2 separate regions of the Mus musculus genome follow, and region 1 is linked to region 2. Evidence: chromatin loops called from intact Hi-C (ENCODE). Cell type or tissue: heart. All regions are shown on one strand. Each heading gives the region's core, and the rest is flanking DNA. Links, peaks and the distances in the headings are about the cores only. Region 1 has its middle 37 kb from the start of Alg2. Region 2 overlaps Erp44 (endoplasmic reticulum protein 44).

Region 1 (10,031 bases), core at 3,386-5,885, 790 kb after region 2:
GAAACCACTCACTAAGAACAGCTACACCATTTTTATTTTCACAGAAAGCGCTCTGAAATGACCTACAGCAATGTGACGGTCCTTCACAGTAAGGATGACTTTACTCTTCTCCAACATGGGAGTGGTTACTCGTACTCTGATTTGTACTTTCCTTTAGTATAGGACAATGAGCTATAACAGTTGCGTTCAAACCATTAAAGACCTGAAAGTGATTAATTTTATTAAGGATTAAAATTTTTTTCTCCTACAGACCCGTGTAAGAAAATCAGATCCCCTGAAACTGGAGTTAAAGATGTTTATTAGTTGCCATGTACACGCTGGGAATTGAACCCAGGTCCCCAGAAAAGCAGCCAGTGCTCTTAAATGCTGAGCCATCTCCCTAGCCCTATGCTTAGTAGTTTGCTTGTTTGGATGGTTTGGTTTAGAGGGTGTGTGCATGTGTGCTCTTCCTGGGTCTAGAGCACATCCCAGAATACCCATGACTTCTAGAATGATGACGATTCCTGTCTAAGCTGGATATGGGGGTACGCACCTATAACCACAGCATGTTTGTGCATGCGTGTGTATACATGTGTTTATGCATGTGTGTGTGTGTGTGTGCATGAGTGTGCACGTGTGTGCATGTGTGTTAGTGTATATGCATATGTATGCATGTGTGCGTGTGCATATGTGTGCGTGCGTGTGTGTTTGTGTGTGTGTGCGTGTACAGTATCAGCTCTCTTACATAGCTTTTCAAGCTTAGAACATATGTATTTCTCCCATCAAATTGCTCTTATCCATGAGGTCTGCTCCAAGATAGAGGCTTGCAGTGTGAGCAGCAGGTAACCAGACTGGGAAAGGATGTTGAAGGTGCAAGGATCCAGGCCTTCCAGAAGATAAAAGAGAGGCCAGGGCATCTCAGGACAGAGAACAACTAGCTCTCGTTAGATGCCAAACTCTTAGAAAAGTCAAGGTTAAATCTCAATGACAGGCAAAGTGTGTTTCCTTAGTAAGTAGTTAGTTGGGGTGCTTTTTTTGCAGGTGACTTAAAACTGGGTCTTTACTCTCTCACACAGATATTAGTAGGTGGAGAGACTTGATTTTATTTTTATTATTAGATTCAGTGGTCGTTCTGTGTCTTTAGCTGTGCCAGGCAGGTTAGAGAAAGGCTGTAGAGGGGACTGGCGGGTGAATGAAGAGAAACACAAAGAGTGAGCCACACTTGCCAGTTTTAATGACCTTGTTCTCCACCGTCATATTTCTCCACCGTCATATTTCTCCACATTTGTTTTTGTTTGTTGCTTTTTGGATCCATGGTCTCATGGTAGGCAAGGCTGACCTTGAACTCAGTCCTCCAGCCTCAGCCTCCCAAGTGTTGTGGTTACAGGCATGCGCCCCCATATCCAGCTTAGGCAGTCATCGTCATCTAGAAGTCATGAGTATTCCCGGATGGGCTCCAGGCCCAGGAAGAGCCTGGCTGGTTCTGGTTAGGCAAGAGCTGGAGACGGAAAGCAGGAGACAGAAAGGATGCTTTCACACGCCAAGCTGACTCATTCCATGAAGACTCACTCCTCACCTCCGTTTCTGGGTGTAAGACGCAGTAAGGTTCAGCGTGCCAGCGTATCCTCCCGTGTCCCTTTACTGCCCAGATGGCCACTGGGTCTTCATTTTAGTGGTGAAAGAAGAGTAAGGAGCCTCCCTCAACGAGCCTTGAAAAGAGTACTCCCGGTTCACCCCATGTAGTCACAAAGCTTGCCTGACTATAGACCGCTGATATAAATTTCTACCTTCTATCATCTTTATTTCAGTCGGTGACTATGGCGGTGTGCACAGAATTCAAATGTACAGTCAGAAAAGATGAGCTTCTAAACACTGCCGCCCAGCCCCCCCCCCCAATCCCTTCTTTAAATTCAGATTGTTTCCTGCCCCATCATTTGCCTTCAGAATTTTTGTCATAGGCAGATTTTTAGAGGTCAGCCCTAGACCTGGGATTTATTTGTGCCCATAAACAAAATCCCAATATTAATCGCCAACTATTTCTGATTCTCAGTTAACGTTCTCAAACATCTTGAGTCCCCAGGGACTCTTTGCCTTGTCATATGAAGATGATGTTTCCAGATTTATATTCCCCAAAGACGCGGGGAGATCATAAAACTTAATGTATTCCGTGGTTCGGAATGACAATTTCACCAAGAGGCGAGGGAATATTTCCGTGTGGATCATTACGGCACCATGTAAGTTGTTACTGTCCCACTTGCTTTTGAATATGTATCTGCCTCTGCCTATAGAACAGCTCCTTTGCCCCCTCTGGGGCTGAAAGTGGCTGTGCAACGGGGCAGACAGTGAGAGCAAAGCTGAGAACAGCCCCCTGCCTGGGATAAGAAGGTGATGGGCGGCAGGCAGAAGGTAAGAGGCTCTCTTAAGCAAAGTGACTAGCCAGACCAGTACACCGAGCAAAATGACTAGCCAGGCCAGTACACAGAGAGAGATTTGGTCTAGAGAGGGAGGCCACAGTTGGGCCCAGGATGGACCTCAGATCTATCCACAAAGAGCTCTGCCCTAGGAGATTTAGCTTGAACAGGTTGCGGCATGTGCAGAGCCCATGAGGTTGTCAACTCTCTAGCGCTGTGGCAGACAAGCCCAGATAACCAACTTTATTTTAGCTCCGGTGTGGAGGTTCTAGCTCATCCCTTAGGCCTGTGACAAGCAGCAGCGCATCACAGCGGGAACACACGATGCTACAAAACCACCTCCTCATGGGCAGGAAGCAAAGGGACAAGTTGCAGAGCTTGGTGACCTGCAGATCTCTCGTTCGGCCCTGCCCTCCTAAAGGTTCCCCCATCTCCCAACAGCACCACACCAGGAACCAAGCTTTTAACACACAGGCCTTTGGGGTGCATTCAAAATTGAAATCACAGCAGTCCAGCTGCATAGAGGCTAATGGTAGGTTTAGGGCGTGGGATGGGAGGCATGGTTCAGTAAAACTACTAGATAAAAGAGGATTTGATGTAGTCAGAATTTTCTGAGTGTTCCTTTCTGGTTCTGTGCTTGAATCCATTCCATCCTAGTAGCAGAGGCAGAGTGACACCTGGTAAAATGTCTTGCACATAACCAGGGCTCCTGGAAAACATGGGGGAAGGAACCATGAATTCTGCTGCTTGGGAGGAGGCTCAGTACGTCTAAGCAAGGTGACACTAGGCATAGCATTACATTGTCCTGTGACTTGGGGAAGTCTCAGATTGCTGTCCCTTCTATTCCTCCCTAGATTACCAAGAGGGTCACTTCTCAGTGCCCAGTTCTAACTACAAATTGAAGCTGATAATGTGACCCCATGTCTCAAGATAGCTATGAAGGCGATTACAGCCTTGTGAGTGTACAGCACATAACCAAGAGCCAGGCACAGGCTTTGAAGCCAGTACATGCAGCTCTAAGGGCCTGGATGCCTGCTGTCAAGCTTTGTCAACAGGCAAAACGCAACTGTGATGCCTCCAAGGAGAATGTGGCAGGAACCCACCTCCCTTTAGAAAGTCACCTGGGGCAGGTTGCTAATGTCAGAATTGTGGGGGTAGCGGAGGCGACTCCACCTTGAGTCGCAGCAGCAAAGGAAGCAGGGGGAGGGGAGGATCCTGGGTAGAGTAGGGAGAGGACCACAGGTCCACAAGGGAGAGAACGGGTGAGCCACAGGCACAACAGAAACAGCTTCACTCTCCAACCTATTGCTGCTTCTTGGACTCCACACTTAAGGATGGGGACAACTGGTGGAATCGATTTATAGACATGTTGATTTACAGATAAACACATGGCGCTTCTTGGCTTGGTTTGTTTTAGAGAAGAAAGACGACTCTGAGAACATAGCTCAATGGTAGAGTAATTACTGAGCATGTGCAAGGCCCTGGTTTCTATCTCCAGCCCTGGAGAGACAGAGACGTGTGTGTGTGTGTGTGTGTGTGTGTGTGTGTGTGTGTGTGTGTGTGTGTGTGCGTGCGTGTGTCTGAGAGAGACAGAGAACACAGAGATATTCTGAATATGATTCTGTTCATCTATATTAAATAAGAGGCTTAAATGTGTGGTTAATGAGACATAGTAAGAGAAAATAAAGACATGAGAAATTGCATGCACTCTATGTCCCTAGAGAACTTCCTTGTCACGATGCTTAGCTGCTCCTCACTTCATCTGCCTCACGTTAGCCTCAGGATCACCGGGTGGGGTCCCACAGCAAGCGATACCATCACATTTCATCATGAAGGCCCAAAGGCTGAGAGCATCAGACCAGGCATCTGAATCCAGTTCTGTCTGCCTAAACCAAGCATCCTCGCACCAAACAAGATATTCCTACACGTTAAAGGCTTGAAAAGCTCTGGAGGTAGAGGAAGGTCTCACCATCCCTCCCTGATCGCCTTCCAAACGCCAGGCGAGAGGGTTGTAGGGTTGAGCTGGCTCTGGGAACCAACGATGTATGTGCAGCTTTCGCCCCCTGGTGGCTGATATGCGAAGTGCTCGACAGTGGAAGAACAAAGGCTGCTAGCGTCCTTCCCTACCGCCCCCCCCCCAACCCCCGCCCCGGAATGGGGGTTGGGGTCCTGGACTTGGCTCTAGCGGCACGATAGACTAATGAGCTGTACATCTGCTCAGGAGGCAGCTGTTGAGTGCCTGACGGAAGGGTCGAGCCTGAAGGAATGAAATGAAAATTTGATTTATGTCGCTTGTTTTGGCAAGCTTTTGGGAAATGACCAGCCAGCAGCGCTGCCCCAGCACTCATGAGGGGTGAAGGGTGAGCGAGTGTCTCCTTGTCGCTCCACCTCACCCTTCAGCTGTCAACGAAGTCGTCCGTGGGGAACTGACTCTTATGCCCCTCCTCCAGGCAGCTGGCTTGTCCCGCCTTTGCTGGAGATGGGGGCGGGGGGCCTTCTGGTTCATCTCTGCTCTGTCTGAAGGGGGCGGGGGGTGCAGCTTCTTATACTTGTTTGAACATACATGTAAGTGTCCTCAGCTCTAGGCATCTGCCAGCTCCAAGCATTCAAAGGGGTCAAAGGGTGTGTCAGCTGAGAGGATGGCCACGCCCGCTATATTTTCAGAGCAGCGGCAATCTCCATGAGGATCGGGCTCCTTTGAGAAAGGTGGCTCCTTAACGCCAGGTCTCCTGGCACTGTGTGGCAGGTGTATGAATGAGGCCACAGGGAAGCTGGGCACCGTGCTCCAGAGCTTGCTTCTCTGCCTGCCTGTCCAATGTTCCCCTCTCCCAGGAGTATTATGGGAAACACCAGTCCAGCGTGTCTTCTCTAGGGCTGGGCTTCCAAGAGAATCAGCCCCGGGGAAGCTCCCTGCTCGTACAGCCTGCCGGAGTGGGAACACTGCCATCCTCCCTCCCTCTGCCCTGCCCCTTAGGGTGCTTCACATATACTTTCTCTGTATTTCATACTACCTTATTGAAAAGGGGAGACATATGTCTCCTGAGAGGCTTTACCTAGGAGCAGATGGAAGCAGACACAAGCATCAGGTGGCCTGTGGGGAGTCCTGTGGAAGAGTAGGGGATAGGATTAAGCCAGCCGGAGTGGTCAAAGACACCACAACTAACCTGGGCCTGTGGGGGTTCACAGAGACCGAACCACTAACCAGTGGGCTGGACCTAGATTCCCTATACACTTGTAGCAGATGTGCAGCTTGGTTTTCATGTGGGTCCCCTAACAACTGAGCTGTCTGACCCTGTGGCTGCCATTGGATCCCCTTCCTCTACTTGGACTGCCTGGTTGGTCCTCAGGAAAAGGGGTGTGTAGTCCATCTAGGACTGGATGTCTCAGGGTGGGGTGGTACCCCAGGGGGCTTTACTTTCTCTAAGGAGAAGATGAGGGAGTAATGGGGGAGAGGGATTTGTAAGGGTGAGACTGGGGGGAGTGGAGGAAGGGGGTTGATCAGGATGCAAAGTGAATAAATAAATTAATAAGAAAGAGAGATTAAAGTGAGTGGCACAGTTGCTTTCTGGCCTTCATGAGGAAAACCTGGGAAGTGAGCTTTGTCTGTCATGTGTGCTTCGCAAAAGCCAAGCTCCTGTCTATGAAAACCACTTAGGAGGTAGGAGATACCTGAGACCAACTTGGAACTCTCAGCTGTCCCCCTGCCTCAGTCTCCCCAGTGCTGGGATTACAGGTGTGAGTCACCACCCCTGGCGGAAGCATGCTTTTCTGCACATGTCCTTCCCATAGACTCCCTCTCCCTGAGGTCATCAAACCATTTATGAGAGGGAAAATGACACGACCTCAGGTTATATTTCCCCTTGAGTGTTTATATTGAATGAGTGAACTAATTAATAACTAGGATTTCTGCATAGATTCGTAATAGGGAAGCAACAATCCACCACTGAAATGTGCATGACGGTGGGGAGCCACTGTCCAGGCAGAGCTGGTGACGCGTGAGGGACTCATACATCCCCAGAGACCCGGAAGACCTTCGTGCCAAACCGGGACCATTTACTATTTCCATTAATGGCTTGAAGGATGGAAGGGAGCCTCAGCTAATCACATTTCTGCAAGCGCTGAAGCTGGAAGGGATCTTTGCCACTTCGGAGGCCCAGATTAAAATGGGATCGAGGCTTGACGAATTGCAGAGATGGCCCTAAATCAATAAACAGAGCAGCAATAAAGATAAATGCCAGCTGTGTGAACGGGGCTGGAGAAATGATCGGCGAGCGAGCGGCGGGGAGAGAAATGAGTTTTGAGGGGCCCAGGAGGAAGAGCCTGGTTGGGAATTGATCGAGCCATCGTGGTGTTGGTAAGGTGGAGGCTGGGTTCTGCCACCCAGTGGACCCCAAACTTTAGAGAGGCGGAAAGCGACTCTGAGAGCTTAGCAAAATGTTTAAGTCAGAGCTTGGCCTGAGAGGGTGACTCAGCGATTCTGGATCCACGAGGAGAAGATTCCGGCGTAGGTGGACCATACACGATGCTTTTGGGAAAGCAAGATGGCAGAAAGCAATTGACTCCATCACTGTCTCACACGGTTTCCTCCCTGTGACGCCTACCCTCAGGGATTCTCTGAGTTCTAGCATTGGATAAGCTTGGAGATAATCTCCTTAGAGGAAAATGAATTCACAAGGCAAAGGAGCACAGTATTGAGCACAAACTTCGCTGCAATTCAATCAACTTCGTGAGCTTGGACCAATCCAGAGTTTCCCAGCTGTTTTGAGCTGGAAGCTTCGCCCCCCGCCCCCACCCCCCACACACACCGCCCCCGTCCCGACGACCCAGCTCCCACCCTTCTCTGCTGTGTTCTGCACGTCTGTGGGACTGCAAAGCCTGCTGAACTCCTTCCAGTGCGGCTACCCATCAGCCACTTGGTCCTGGGTTCTTTCACCTATTCGCACAGCATCACTTACGGTGCCCACTCTTGTTACCCACAATCCCCTGGGAAGGAATTATTGAGCTGAGGGAAGCAAGTTAAACCCAGTGCAGGGTCTTAGCTTCAAGTATCTATTCATAAAGGCTTTTCTTTCATTCATCCAAACCCTCTCGGGGGAACTGAACATCTTTTTTTAACCTTAGCTTGCAGGAGGCTTTGAGAGCACGTACGCTTAAGCACGTGCCACTGAGGCTGGATAGCCACTGAGGCAGGCTTCTAGTGTGGACGTCCCTCAGTTCCAAATATCCTTCCCTTTATTTGGTTTCTGATGTAGGAAGAATTCATTCAGTCTTCTTTATAGGTGGGCCTATGAAATAGAATGTCCCGGGGCTCCACAAGGGTATGTCTGTGGTACAGCTTGCCGTCTGTGCCACGAATCTGGTGCACTGAAATGTGGTGTTTGTTTGTTTGTTTTTTGTTTGTTTGTTTGCCAAGAAGATGCTCAATAAAAATATGAGCCACGATTTTAAGATGAAGATGTTATTTCCAGTCGACCAACACTACATCTGGATTTCTGACATTTCTTGAAACTCTGAAGGCTGTGGGCGGGCCACCATGTTGAGAAACATGGACTAGGGCTGCCTTTCAGTGATGGGTGGGCTCTTCTCTTCTGCAGCTCTCAGCGCTCCCTGTTGTTCCTTCCCTGCCCACCCACTGGCTCACTAAATCAGCTTCTTCTACACTAACCAGGAGCCCCTTGATTTGCATAGTGCAGGGTCCCCACTCGTTCTTGGGGACCCCAGCCTTTGCCTTGCTGTGGTGGGGATTTGCCTCCTGCCGATTGAATGAATGATTGATTGATGAATGAATGAATGAACAAATAAGCAGATGATTCTATACTAAATATGAACACATTAAATATGAGCAGTGCCAATTGTGCTGCTCTTTTAGGGAGTTGAAGCAGAAAGTGAAGCTAAGGCTCCCATCGAGGCTGAGAGGACTCCCATTTTCTGAAAGCCAGCGTATTCTTTTCAAAACAGCTCCCAGATGGCCTCTCCCCTTGGTAATAGAACCACACCCCTAAAAACAGAGGCAGCTATTTTTCAATACATTTACCTGAGGCCTAAGGCCTTATCTTCCCATCCTGTGACCAAACTAACCAGATGGTGCTCGATTCTGCGATTGACTGCATGGCTCAGGGACCAGATCCTTAAATGTGATTATAGCAAAATTCATTACGCTAAGACCTCCCTGGGGTGGGGGGATAGGCTCATAATGGAAACCTCCAGAGGCTCTAGCTGGGGGGGGGGGTGACTCCTGAGCTACACACATCTAGCTATTGGTAATAATTAACCTGAACTAATTATTGGCAGAGCCCACAACTGTTCTTGGAGCTGGGATGTTTGCCTCAGAGCAACACAAAACACTAGCAACATCCATAGGTTCTAATGTAGAAGAGCATGAGGAACCAGAGGCCTGAAGGAAGCAAGATGAGGCAGTGAGCCAGTGAGGGCTTCTTGGTGGAAGGCAGCTCCGCCTAAACAATTCTCTCCCAGCCTGGAACACTGTCAGGATTTTAAAGCTAATGAGGCCACATGTATAAAGATAACAGGGGAAGAAAACCGGTGGATACATGTTAAACACCATTCATGGTGCCACGATTCCAGGCCAGCCAGGACTACATAGTGAGACCCCCATCTCAGAAACAAACAAAAACTGACATGAGAAACTGAGAAAAGTAATAGTCCAAAAGAAAAATATCAATTAAAAAGTGCTGTGAACACACCACGTGAGAAACATAGACAAGCGTGATTGTGTCTTTCCGTAGTGTCAGAATTGACTGAATAGCAATACATCGATTCTCAAGGTACAGCTGTTTCAATGGCGGCAATTTGTCAGATATTTTCCTTGAGAGCCGTGGCTGAGCAGAGAATTCTTGATTTTGATCTTAATTACTCATCTTATATCTTAGATCACTCATCACACTTCACAGTGTATAATGTGTGTGTGTGTGTGTGTGTGTGTGTGTGTGTGTGTGTGTGTGAGAGAGAGAGAGAGAGAGAGAGAGAGACAGAGAGAGAGAGTCAGTCTGTCTGTCTGTATGTATGTATGTATGTATGTATGTAAGTTACAGCATGACTGCTTCAGAAGACCTGAGCCTGAGATGCTGAGAGAGACACAACACAGTCTCTAGTGAAGACAACCAAACAGCTACAACCGAAGCTCCTGCCGGTTGTAGTCTGGCTGCAGCCTTAGACGGAAATCGAGGCCTGGGTGAAGGAATGGGCAGATGAACGGATGACTGGGCAGGTAGACAGGCAGATGGCAATGACCGGGCAGTGTCAACAATAGAGGCAGCCAAGCTGAGGCCCCTGGGACAGTCAGTGTTGTGCATCTGCTGGTCCCCCACACATTCGAGTAACACACACACACACACACACACACACACACACACACACACACACATACCCTGGATGGCCAGATGACAGTCCTGTGGTACTGGGTGTCCACCTCATTATGGGATCCAGGTGAGGGAATTGCACCCTTTCCTTGTCTTCCAAGTTCCTAGGCCTGCTTTTACTGATATAATTTTGATACCCATGTTCCCTACTCCCGGTTCATAGCAATAAACTCACATGGCAGCACCTTTTCTACTCCCAGAACTAAGTCATTCATCAGTCTGTGCTGTGTGGCTGGTCCCACACAGATGGTGTCAGGCATGT
Region 2 (10,031 bases), core at 4,521-7,020:
TGGTGCTTTATTTCCAGGTTCTCTCTTCAATACCATGATTTCTGTCAGACAGTTTTATTGTAGCTCTGTAAAATAATGCTTGAAATATGGAAATATGTGATACTTCAGCTTTGTTCAGGATTGCTTTTTGTTGTTTTCAGTTTTTTTATTCTACTTATTTGTTTTCTTTTTATGTATTGTGCATACCATAACATGCATATTGAGTTCAGAGGACAACTTGGAGCAATCTGTTCTCTCCTACCACCATGTGAGTCTTGGGGATTAAACTCAAGGTGTCAGGTTTGGTTATAATCATCTTTCTCCCCTCTCCCCACTTTGACACATTTATAAACATAAAATATTCTTAGCTTATTTTCCCCTTCGCTCTCTACCCTCTGTCCCTCTAATTCCTCCAGACCCCATTCATGGCCTCTTTTTCTTTAATTATTGTTACCTATATATGTGCAAAAATATATAAGTGCAATGTGCTGAGTCTGTTGAGTTTAGGGTTGACCATCTGATGCTGGGTAACCAATTAGGGAACTCATCTCTGAGGAAGACTAATTTTCCTTCTTTGAACTGTCATTAGTTGCCTGTAACTCTTTGTCTAAGGAGTGGAGTCCCATGAGTATCCCCTTTCTATGATAGTATGTCCATTTGGTGTTTTCAATGTTTAGGTCTTATTTAGCAGCCATATTGCTCTAGCTATCAGGTATAGCTAGCTTCCTTGTTGTTTCTAGGAGACCATCTTACAGCAGGCTTCCTAGTCCTTTGGTTTTTACGACTTTTCTGTTTGCTCTTCTACAGTGTCACGTGGACTTTGGGTACAAGAGCTGTGTTGTAGCTGTAGCCATTGCCCTTTGGTTTTTTGTTTGTTTGTTTGTTTGTTTGTTTGTTTGAGAGGGTCCCTCTAAGTAGCCCAGGCTACCCTGGGGCTTAATATGTAGCTCAGCATCCGATGGTCAACCCTAAAATCACTCATACAAGAAATTCTCAACAGACTCAGCACATTGCATTTATATATTTTTGTACATGTATAGCCCAGCCTTGAATTTGTAATCATCCTACTTAAATTTTCAAAGTGCTGGGGTTGTAGACCTGTGGCACCATACCGAGCTTAAATGGCTTTGCAAGGGCATGTCCTGAATTTTAAAATATCTTTTTTAGATTTTTTTTTATGTGTATGAATGTTTATCTTCATGTAGGTAGGTAGGTAGGTAGGTAGGTAGGTAGGTAGGTAGGTAGGTAGGCAGGCAGGCAGGCAGGCAGGCAGGCAGGCAGGCAGGCAGACAGACAGACCATGTGTGTGTATAGTTTCTGTAGAGTTCAGAAAAGGGAGACAGATCTCTTAGAACTGTTGTTAGGGCTGTCTGTAGACCACCATGTAAGTGTGGGGAACTGAGGTCAAGTCCTCTGCAAGAGGAATAAGTACTCTTAATCACTGAACCATCCTTCTGATCCCATGTTATCACTGAATTTTGATCAAATCCTACTTACTAATTTTTAATGGATCATACTTTATATTTTGTATCTTAAGTTGTCTGTTCTCCCCCAATATTGCAATTTTTTCTGCCATGTTTTCTTCAGTACATTTCACAGTATGAACATTTCCACTTATGCCCATTGTTCATTTGGAGTTAGCTTTTATATGTGGAACAATATATGAGTTAAAGTGGGTAGGTGATCTGTTGTTGTATTTAGTTGCCAGACAGATCCGTCATTACTTGTTGGCAAAAAACCTCTGCCTCTTTGTCACTAACTGCCTTAGCAGCTTTGTTGAAGTGAACTGGCCCTGTCCTTATGACTCTATTTCTGGTCCTTTTTGTACTGTTGATCTAGTGTCTGCTCATCCTGCATGTTGTGAGTTGTTACAGCTTATGGAAGGTCTTGAAAACAAGCGGTATAAATCTTCCAACTTTGTGCTTGTTTTTTCAGAGTGGCTTTGACTGTTTTAGTGGGATTGAATTTCCATGAATCCTAGAAACAGCTTGTTAGTTTCTAACAACAAAGGGGGATCCTGGGTTTCTAATTAGAGTTAACTGCATTGAGAGCAGTTTGGAAAGTTACTATTGTAGTAATCTTAAGTCTTTTGATCCACAAACATTCTTAATCTTTCAATGTATTTAAATATTTTCAGCTTCAGCAATTTTTTTCTCATTTTCCAGTCTACATATAGTACTTTGATACTCATACAACCTACATTAGACTATTTTACTTTTAGATTGATTGCATGTGCGCACATATGTGTATGTTTTCTTACTTACTTGGCTCTACCGCTGCCATCTTATGTGAGGACTCTGTCAGTGCCCTCAGTATGCTCTGACAGATGTGGCCAGTGCCCTCAGTATGCTCTGACAGATGTGGCCAGTGCCCTCAGTATGCTCTGACAGATGTGGCCAGCTCTCCACTGAGTCCAGGCTACGGTAGTGACTTGTCAGATCTTGGCTCTTTATGGCCATTTAAAAAAATCTTTATTTTTCAGAACCTAGACAATTCCAAGAAGTATTGGTTATATAATTTGTAGAATATTTTTCAGTTTGGGTTTGTCTAGGTTCCTCCCACACCGAGGCTTTGCACATCTTTTTTGAGACTTGTTTTTATTTTTCAAGACAGGGTTTCTCTGTATAGCCCTGGTTGTCCTGGAACTTGCTCTGTAGACTAGGCTAGCCTCAAACTCACAGAGATCTGCATGCTTCTGCCTTCTGAGTACTGAGATTAAAGGCATGCGCCACCACTGCCTGATGTAAGATTTATTTTTAACTATGTCTCAGTTTTTGATACTCTTATAAATGGCTTTGGCTTTTAAATTTTAAAATTTTGCATTTTTTGTTAATATGTAGGGATTAAAATTAACACTTTTGTATTGCTTTGTGTTGAAATTTAATTCCAGCAGTTTTTATTTAGAATTTGCATAGCTTTCTAGTGAAAATAATTGTGCTCTATACAAATAAAGTCAGTTTTCCTTCCTGTGGTCAGTGTCTCCTTACCATATCCTGCACAGACAAGTTCATGTGCTCGTGCTTTGGGATTAACTCTGTGGAGTCAGAGGACCCGTTTCCTAGCAAGGTGTTTGCAGAATCAAGATGTCATCCTGACTCTGCACGACTCACTCTATTAGTCTCCTGTTAGGTATTCTGGGAGTCTGCTCTGGCCTGTCACTGTGCTTCACGCTGTCTGTCTTGTTCTGACTCAACTGCTTCACTCAGACGTCTCATCCAGAGTCATAGTGGTGTGTATTGGAGAGGCTCCTGTGAAAAGTTTCTAGCTAAATGAACTGGTGAGCCTGCTCATTGAGTGCTCATGTGGAGTTCAGCTTGTTCTTACATACATTGCCTCAGCTATGGTCACCACAGTCTTTTGAATTAGCTAGTGGTATTTACTCAACCAGAGCATAAGTGCCAATTCTCTGTAATGACATGTGACTGGTCCTAGAGATATAGCAAAATACACTTGTATGCTGTTTTAACTTCTCTGAAGGGGCAGTGTTAATTATGTGATGCATTATATTGATAAGCATAGCTTACTCTGATGGGGTAGGGAAGGAAGCCTCTCAGGATATGATATAAACTTGAAGGAAAAGTAGTACTTCCGCTGTAAGCTCAAGCTGTGTGGTGACAGGTAAGCGTGTGAGGAAGATCTCACTATGGTGTGGCAGGTATGCGTAAAGGTGACATCTCTCTGAGCTGAATCTTGCACAGTCCATTTGGGGAAATATTTGTAAATGCTATCTTCACTTTTCTAATCAGCCCACTTTAAGATTGATGATGAGGTGAGATTATAAAGTTGAGAAACAACAGAATTACAAGCCAAGCCAGTATAGAAATAAAATGCCATTTAAAAAAAATGAAGCATCACACGGGTATTTTAAAGACGTTCTTGGGAAGGCAGTGCACCTACTCATCTCTAAAAACAGGTGGGGAAGTCTTCTCTAGAAGACTGTTTGTTGGTTTATCTTGAAAATTCATTTCAGTGCATATTCCAGGAGCCACTCACTTGGTTTGCTGCTTGCTTTTCCGTGGAGCTCCTCTCCTACCCACTGGCAACTCAGGCAGCCTTCTGTTCTGCCTTTAACCTCACTTCCTTATGTACCCTTCTTAGTAAGGACATTGTGTGAAAGGTTCAGTTCCGTGCTGAGGACTTGGGAGGTGGAGTAGTTCCACCCAGTCGGCACTTGTGTTTCAGGAATGACCTGCACACACCCTTGTTTATCTCTGTCTGCTCTCCTCTGTGCAGCTGAAAGGGTTATTAGCACATGAGCTGGACTTCCATCAGGAAGCCCACCTACTGTTTCATTTTATTGCAACCCCAATGTAGAACTTATATTTCACTTTTAAGCTCCTAAAATTTTTCATTTGCTATACTCATTGTAGGAAATGAATGAACTATAAGGAAAATAGGGAGAGAAAAAGGAAAATGAAGGCATGACTACTAGAAAAGAAACAGAAATTGAACTCAGTCCCAACTGTCTCTGTCCCCGAGCCGACAGGAACAGGTAGTCTTACTGGTCCTACGGAAGAGCAGGATGTCAGGTCTTGTTTTTGCCATTATTCTGACAGTTTTCCTCCTCTTCTCTGTCTAAAGGACTTGGGAAACTACATCTCTAATCAGGATATATGCTGTTGTGTATTCCTTAGATGGGGTGGCAAGAATCACAGCTTCTTATACTATACCAAGGAACTCCACACTGAAACATGGTTTTGGTGTATATGCTATTTGTTGGGGGTTTTAAGGCTTTTCTAAGAGTTTGTCCTGTGTAGACAGGGGTAATATTGGAAGTAGTTACATTAGTTACAGTGGTAGCAATAAAATAGAAGGCCAGGTGTGGTGGCACTTATGCTCAGCCTCAGCATTTCGGAGGCAAAAGCAGATGAATCTCTGGGTTCAAGGCCAGCCATATAGTTTATTAGCCTACACTGGGGAGTCCAGGCTATGCATCCAGGCTAGGATACATAGTAAAATACTGTCTCGATAAATAAATCAGTAAAATGTGAGCCTTGTAAGACTATGGGCCTCACCTCTGTAGTGATCTTTACCAACTTTGGTATCTAGCAGGTAGACTTGTTCACTTGTGGTAATTGAATAGATGAATGGATTATTGAATGCCCACCAATAACTGGAGCATGACAGGTACACTGGTACTTTAAATTGGTTATCTCAGGTCTCTAACAGTACATGTGAGGAGTTTCTTCTGTACTTTTCCACATCTAACTTCATTGATTATAAGGAACTATTTTATCTCCACATGCAGAAAGTATTGTGTGTCTTACAAGGAAGGGAAATGCACTCAGGATCTCGTGTGACTCATGCCAGCTGAGTCAGCGTTTACATGTCTCCATGCAGTGATTGACTGCACACTTGCCTGTTTGACTGGCTGGAGAATTTGCTTTATTCTCAATTAAAACGTCATTGCTAGTTAAGTAGGTTTTATTCAAGGTCAGCAAGATAAAAACTAAAATATTAATAGTGGTTTTTCTGTAGAGACTAGGAATAGTTAATAATGGTGGCTGGATTACAAGTGATTAGTTTTCTTTATAGTTTTTTTCTAAAAGCATTTGTCAAATATGCATATTTTGTATCTCCACGTATATGTGTGTATGCACATGCTTCAAACATACTTTTGCCTGTACTGCAGAACATGAATCCATGCCATCTGCAGTCTCCTCATTTGAGAGTGTGGGAATAGAATTCACCATTCTGATGTTAGTGCTGCCTTTCCCTATGGAAGGTCCTGTCCGTCTGCCCCTGGTGGGACCAGGTTCTCTACTGACCTCCAGTGGCTACAGTCTGTATGGCATTAAGCAGGGACACTCAGTGTTTGTTGGTCAGTGCAGAATCATCTACCCTCCCATGAGCATTTTTTGGAATGCTCTCTGTCCTTGAATTAGACAATATGCTACCATATGCTCAAGTTACTCTTACCTGTCTGTCTTCCAGTGCTACTTGAACCTTCCTTATTTAAAATTAAGCTTTTATGAGACCTGTACATAAATCCTGCATAAAGAACGCAAAAAATATAATTAGCTCATGTGTGTAAGACAGAATTCTGTTGGTCCCGGTAAAAATAGTTGGAAAATAAACAACTATATAGAAAACCACCCAGCACTGCATTACTCGGGGAAAGTAAGCCTCAAGGTCACTTAATGTTTCTGTCTGGAGTTTTATTTGATGGTGTTTCTTGGGGAGGATGCTTGTTTTAGGGCACTATGGTTTGAGAATAGGAAGAGATACGGAAACAGCAGTTGTCCTTCTCCTGGGTTCTGCAGTGAGAACCTTCTGATGAAACCATATGCCTCCTTGGACTGACCTGGATAATAGTAGTGGGCCATAGCTGGGACAAGAGATGACATACTTGCCCTATTTGGAACCCTCCTGGGTATTGTGAGACAGGTAGGAGGAATTCATCAAGGAAAACTTAGTGACCATTGAAGCAAAGTACATGCTAATTTTCTAGTCATGAAGTTATTAACCTCCTGAAATTTCTAATTCCTTTGACATCCATTTTAACATTTGATCTATCTAGTTAATTTTTTAAAAAGCATTTATTATACCCCTGAAGTCATTCTTTGTTACATTGTTAAAATGTTAAGCTGTAATTATTTTAAAATCACGTTTGGCCAAAGCTTATGAAAAGTCACCTTTATGTCTGGACTTACTGATCAATGTAATTTTAAGGGTTTTTCTTCTTAATAATTAAAAGTTACCTCATTGTGCAGCACACCTGCTACCGTGATGTTTGAGAATTAACTCACTGACTAGTCCCCTAATAGTCTTCAAATATTAGGTAACTTTTTTCTTCATAACCAGATTTTTAAGGCAGCCTGATGGTTATAATGACAGAGTATGGAAACAGGCTCTGGCAGCCTATATCAGGAGTCGGGCAGCAGTTCTTTACAGTACTTCTGTTCCTGCTGGGTGAATATTTTCAAAGTCCAACCCCATAGCTATCTGGCCAAGCTATCACAGACAGGATAGCATTCAAATGCTGTTAATAGAACTGCAGGCCCTCAGGGTCTCTCTGATCTTAGTATCCTCTGCTGTATAAAACCTTTTTCTTTTAGTGTATTAAGTTTTCATTACACTCATTGATTTATCAGGTTTAGAAAGTTAAAAGGGGAAAACAAGAGAGACCAAAACTGTGAATGCAGTTTGGTTAGGTAGGTAGGGCTTGGGGAGAATCTAGGAGAAGTTATGGGAGAGGGGTGAAAATGATCAAAATACATTGTATGAAATTCTCAAAGAACTAATTAAGATGTTATTTTACAAAAAGAAAATTGAAAACATTATATTGTCTCTAGTAGAATCTTTTACTGTTCATTTTCAAACTGGTTCTTAGATTGCAAATTTAAAATAAAACGGTTACTCCTATTAGACTAGTCATTTTTGTGCTAGTCTGTCACAAATCCTTTCTGCCAGACCCTTGGTAGGAGTAAAATAAAGACCAGATATGTTCACCCCTTGCTGGAAACTTAGACACTCACCTCATTTATATTAACTCTGACTATACACTTAAGTTGTACAGGACAGGGTCTTTGTAGGGCTTGATATTTTCAGTATAGATTTTGAGGATTTAGTTTTGGTTTTGCCAATGTGGTGGACAAAAACCTTCATCTGGTAGTTTAATCAATAGCTTCCTGATGACAGCTGAGCATGTTTTTATGTTTATTGGCCATCTGTGATTCATAAATTGAACAATTTCTTTAGTTCACTTATTTTTTTTGATGGTCCTTTTAAAATGCAGTTCTCTTTCTTTCTTTTTATCCATATGATCATTTGTTTCTTGTGTATGTTACAAGTACCTCTCTCCTAGTTTGTCATAAAAACCCATGATCTTGCCAGGTATGATGGTGCATACAAGTTGGTGGATCATGAGTTCAAGGCTAATCTGGCTACATAGCAAATCTGAGGGCAGCCTGGGTTGCATGGTGAGACCCTGTTAAAAAACAACCCAAAATGTATTTAACCTCAAAGTGCTTTCTTGTCTATATGGGACTCCAAAATCTGTCAAGCCTGGTGGCAGTGTGTGATCCTGACTCAGGGTTACAGGTTCCTTGCCTGAGTAAACATTGTCCCCTAAGCACCCCAGGCTAGAGCAGCCCTCCTCTGTTTTCTGCCTGCTTCTCCTCCACACCCACCCTCAGTCTCCTGGGTTGCCCTAGCACTCAGTAAGTGCCCGTTGAGACTATGCTTTGTGTCTTAGGCCCTCGCAGGCTCCTCTGCTGGGCCAGGAGTGTTGTCTGGGAAAGGCTTCATGGCTTCTGTCTCTTTTGCTTTTGCAGGAGTAACACCGAGTCCTAAACTGCAACTGCCGATTTAATTTCTAAAAGGAAACCTCTAGGGAAGAATGTGGCTGTGATCTTGGCTATCTAGAAAGGGTCTTTTCTTTGGGGGACATTTCAGTTTCTTTAGTCATTGTGGCTTTTGTGATTTTTGATATCTTTAAAAATATACTTTTAAAAAATGTTCAATTTTTGCTAGTTATTATAGTGAAGCAGTAGATGTGTGGCAGTGAAGCACCTGCTGTAGATTGGCGTGCTTGTTCTTTAAAATGTAAATATGCCCCTGCCAGCATATTACACTAAAAGTCTAAGCAGACATCAGTGGCAAAAGCTTTTAGTGTTTCATCAAGTTATTTGGTATTTATTTAAATATCTTCTTCTCAGATAAAGGAAGCCATTCACTTCTATTTCTGAAGTGTGAATGGATGTTGAATTTTATTGAATGGTTTTCTGCTCCTTTTGAGGTAATACAATATTTCTTTCTTTAGGGTCTTAGTCTCTCCTTGTGGTTTTAAGTTACAGTTCCCCCATGGTTGGTGGTGGTGGCATTTCCCCCATATACCTACATAGACCTACTTTTGTGAACTATCTATTAAGATCTTTTACCCACTTTTCAATTGAGTTACTTGTATTTTCACAGTATACTTTTTTGAATTCTTTATACATTTTGAGTGTTGACTCTGTTCAGTGTTAACTTACATATATTTTCCAGTCAATAGATTGCCTCTGTAACTCTTAAAAACTGTTCTGTTTGCTTGGTGAGAGCTTGTGTGTGTGTGGTGTGTGTGTGTGTTGTTTTATATATGTGTGGGTTTTTTATTGGTTATTTTATTTATTTACATTTCAAATGTTATCTCCCTTCCCAGTTTTCCCTCCACAAACCCCCATCTTTCCCCCCCCCCTCACCTCTATGAGGGTGCTTCCCCACCTGCCTACCCACTCTGGCTTCAGTGCCCTAGTGTTCTCCTCCATTGGGGCATCCAGCCTCCACAGGACCAAGGGCCTCCCCACTCCCTTTGATGCCTGACAAGGCCATCGTCTGCTACACATGAGTCTGGAGCCATGGGTCCCTCCATGTATATTCTTTGGTTGGTGGTTTGATCCCTAGGAGCTCAGGGGGCAGGGGGGGTCTGGTTGGTTGATATTGTTGTTCTTCCCATGAGGTTGCAAACCCCTTCAGCTCCTTCAGTCCTTGTCCTAACTTCTCCATTTGGGTCCTTGCACTCAGTCTGATGTTTGGCTGCATGCATCTGCATATCTATTGATCAGGCTCTAGCAGAGCCTCTCAGGGGGCTGCTCTACCAGGCTCCTGTCAGCAAGGGCTTCTTGGCATCAGTGTGTGTGTGTATGTGTGTGTGTGTGTGTGTGTGTGTGTGTGTGTGTGTGTGTGTGTATGTGTGTGTGTGTGTGTTTTATTTGTTATTTATTTATATTTCAAATGTCATAGTGTATGGGTTTGGTGTCTGCAGATGGGATGGATCCCTAAGTGGGGCTGTCTCTGGATGGCTTTTCCTTCCGTCTCTTCTCCATTCTTTATCCCTGCAGTTCCTTTTGACAGAAGTTCTGGATTAATATTTTTGAAGTAGGTGGGTGGCCCCATCCCTCAACCGGGGATCGTGCCTATCCACTGCATATGGTCTCTACATGTTCTGTCTCCCCTTTGTTGGATATTTCAGCTAGTTTGAGATAATCCCGTTTGTCTGTTTGCTCCTGTTGCCTGTACTTCAGAAGTCTTATCCAAACATTCTTTGCCCAGGCTGATAGCATGAAGTGTTT

Evidence for each region. A loop is a pair of places that touch in the nucleus more often than their neighbours do. Peaks named below come from ENCODE experiments on the same cell type or tissue, not always from the same donor. Only the 100,000 strongest peaks of a DNase experiment are listed, where the experiment ranks them.
Region 1: it touches region 2 in a loop (2.3-fold over the local background); 2 of 42 quality-filtered maps call a loop at or near these places.

The regions. Positions count from the first base shown.
Region 1 is chr4:47,432,610-47,442,640 of GRCm38, reverse strand. No RefSeq gene overlaps it. Among named protein-coding and RNA genes, the nearest start is that of Alg2, 37 kb to the left of the region's middle. In heart, for the core only: a CTCF peak has its summit at 4,454 (motif pointing left); DNase peaks (open chromatin) are centred at 4,470 and 4,880; H3K4me3 peaks cover 1,411 bases; H3K27ac peaks cover 1,578 bases.
Region 2 is chr4:48,221,064-48,231,094 of GRCm38, reverse strand. All of the region lies in intron 4 of Erp44 (endoplasmic reticulum protein 44), which reads left to right. Among named protein-coding and RNA genes, the nearest start is that of Mir1958, 13 kb to the right of the region's middle. In heart, for the core only: a CTCF peak has its summit at 5,765 (motif pointing left); no DNase peak of the experiment used is centred there.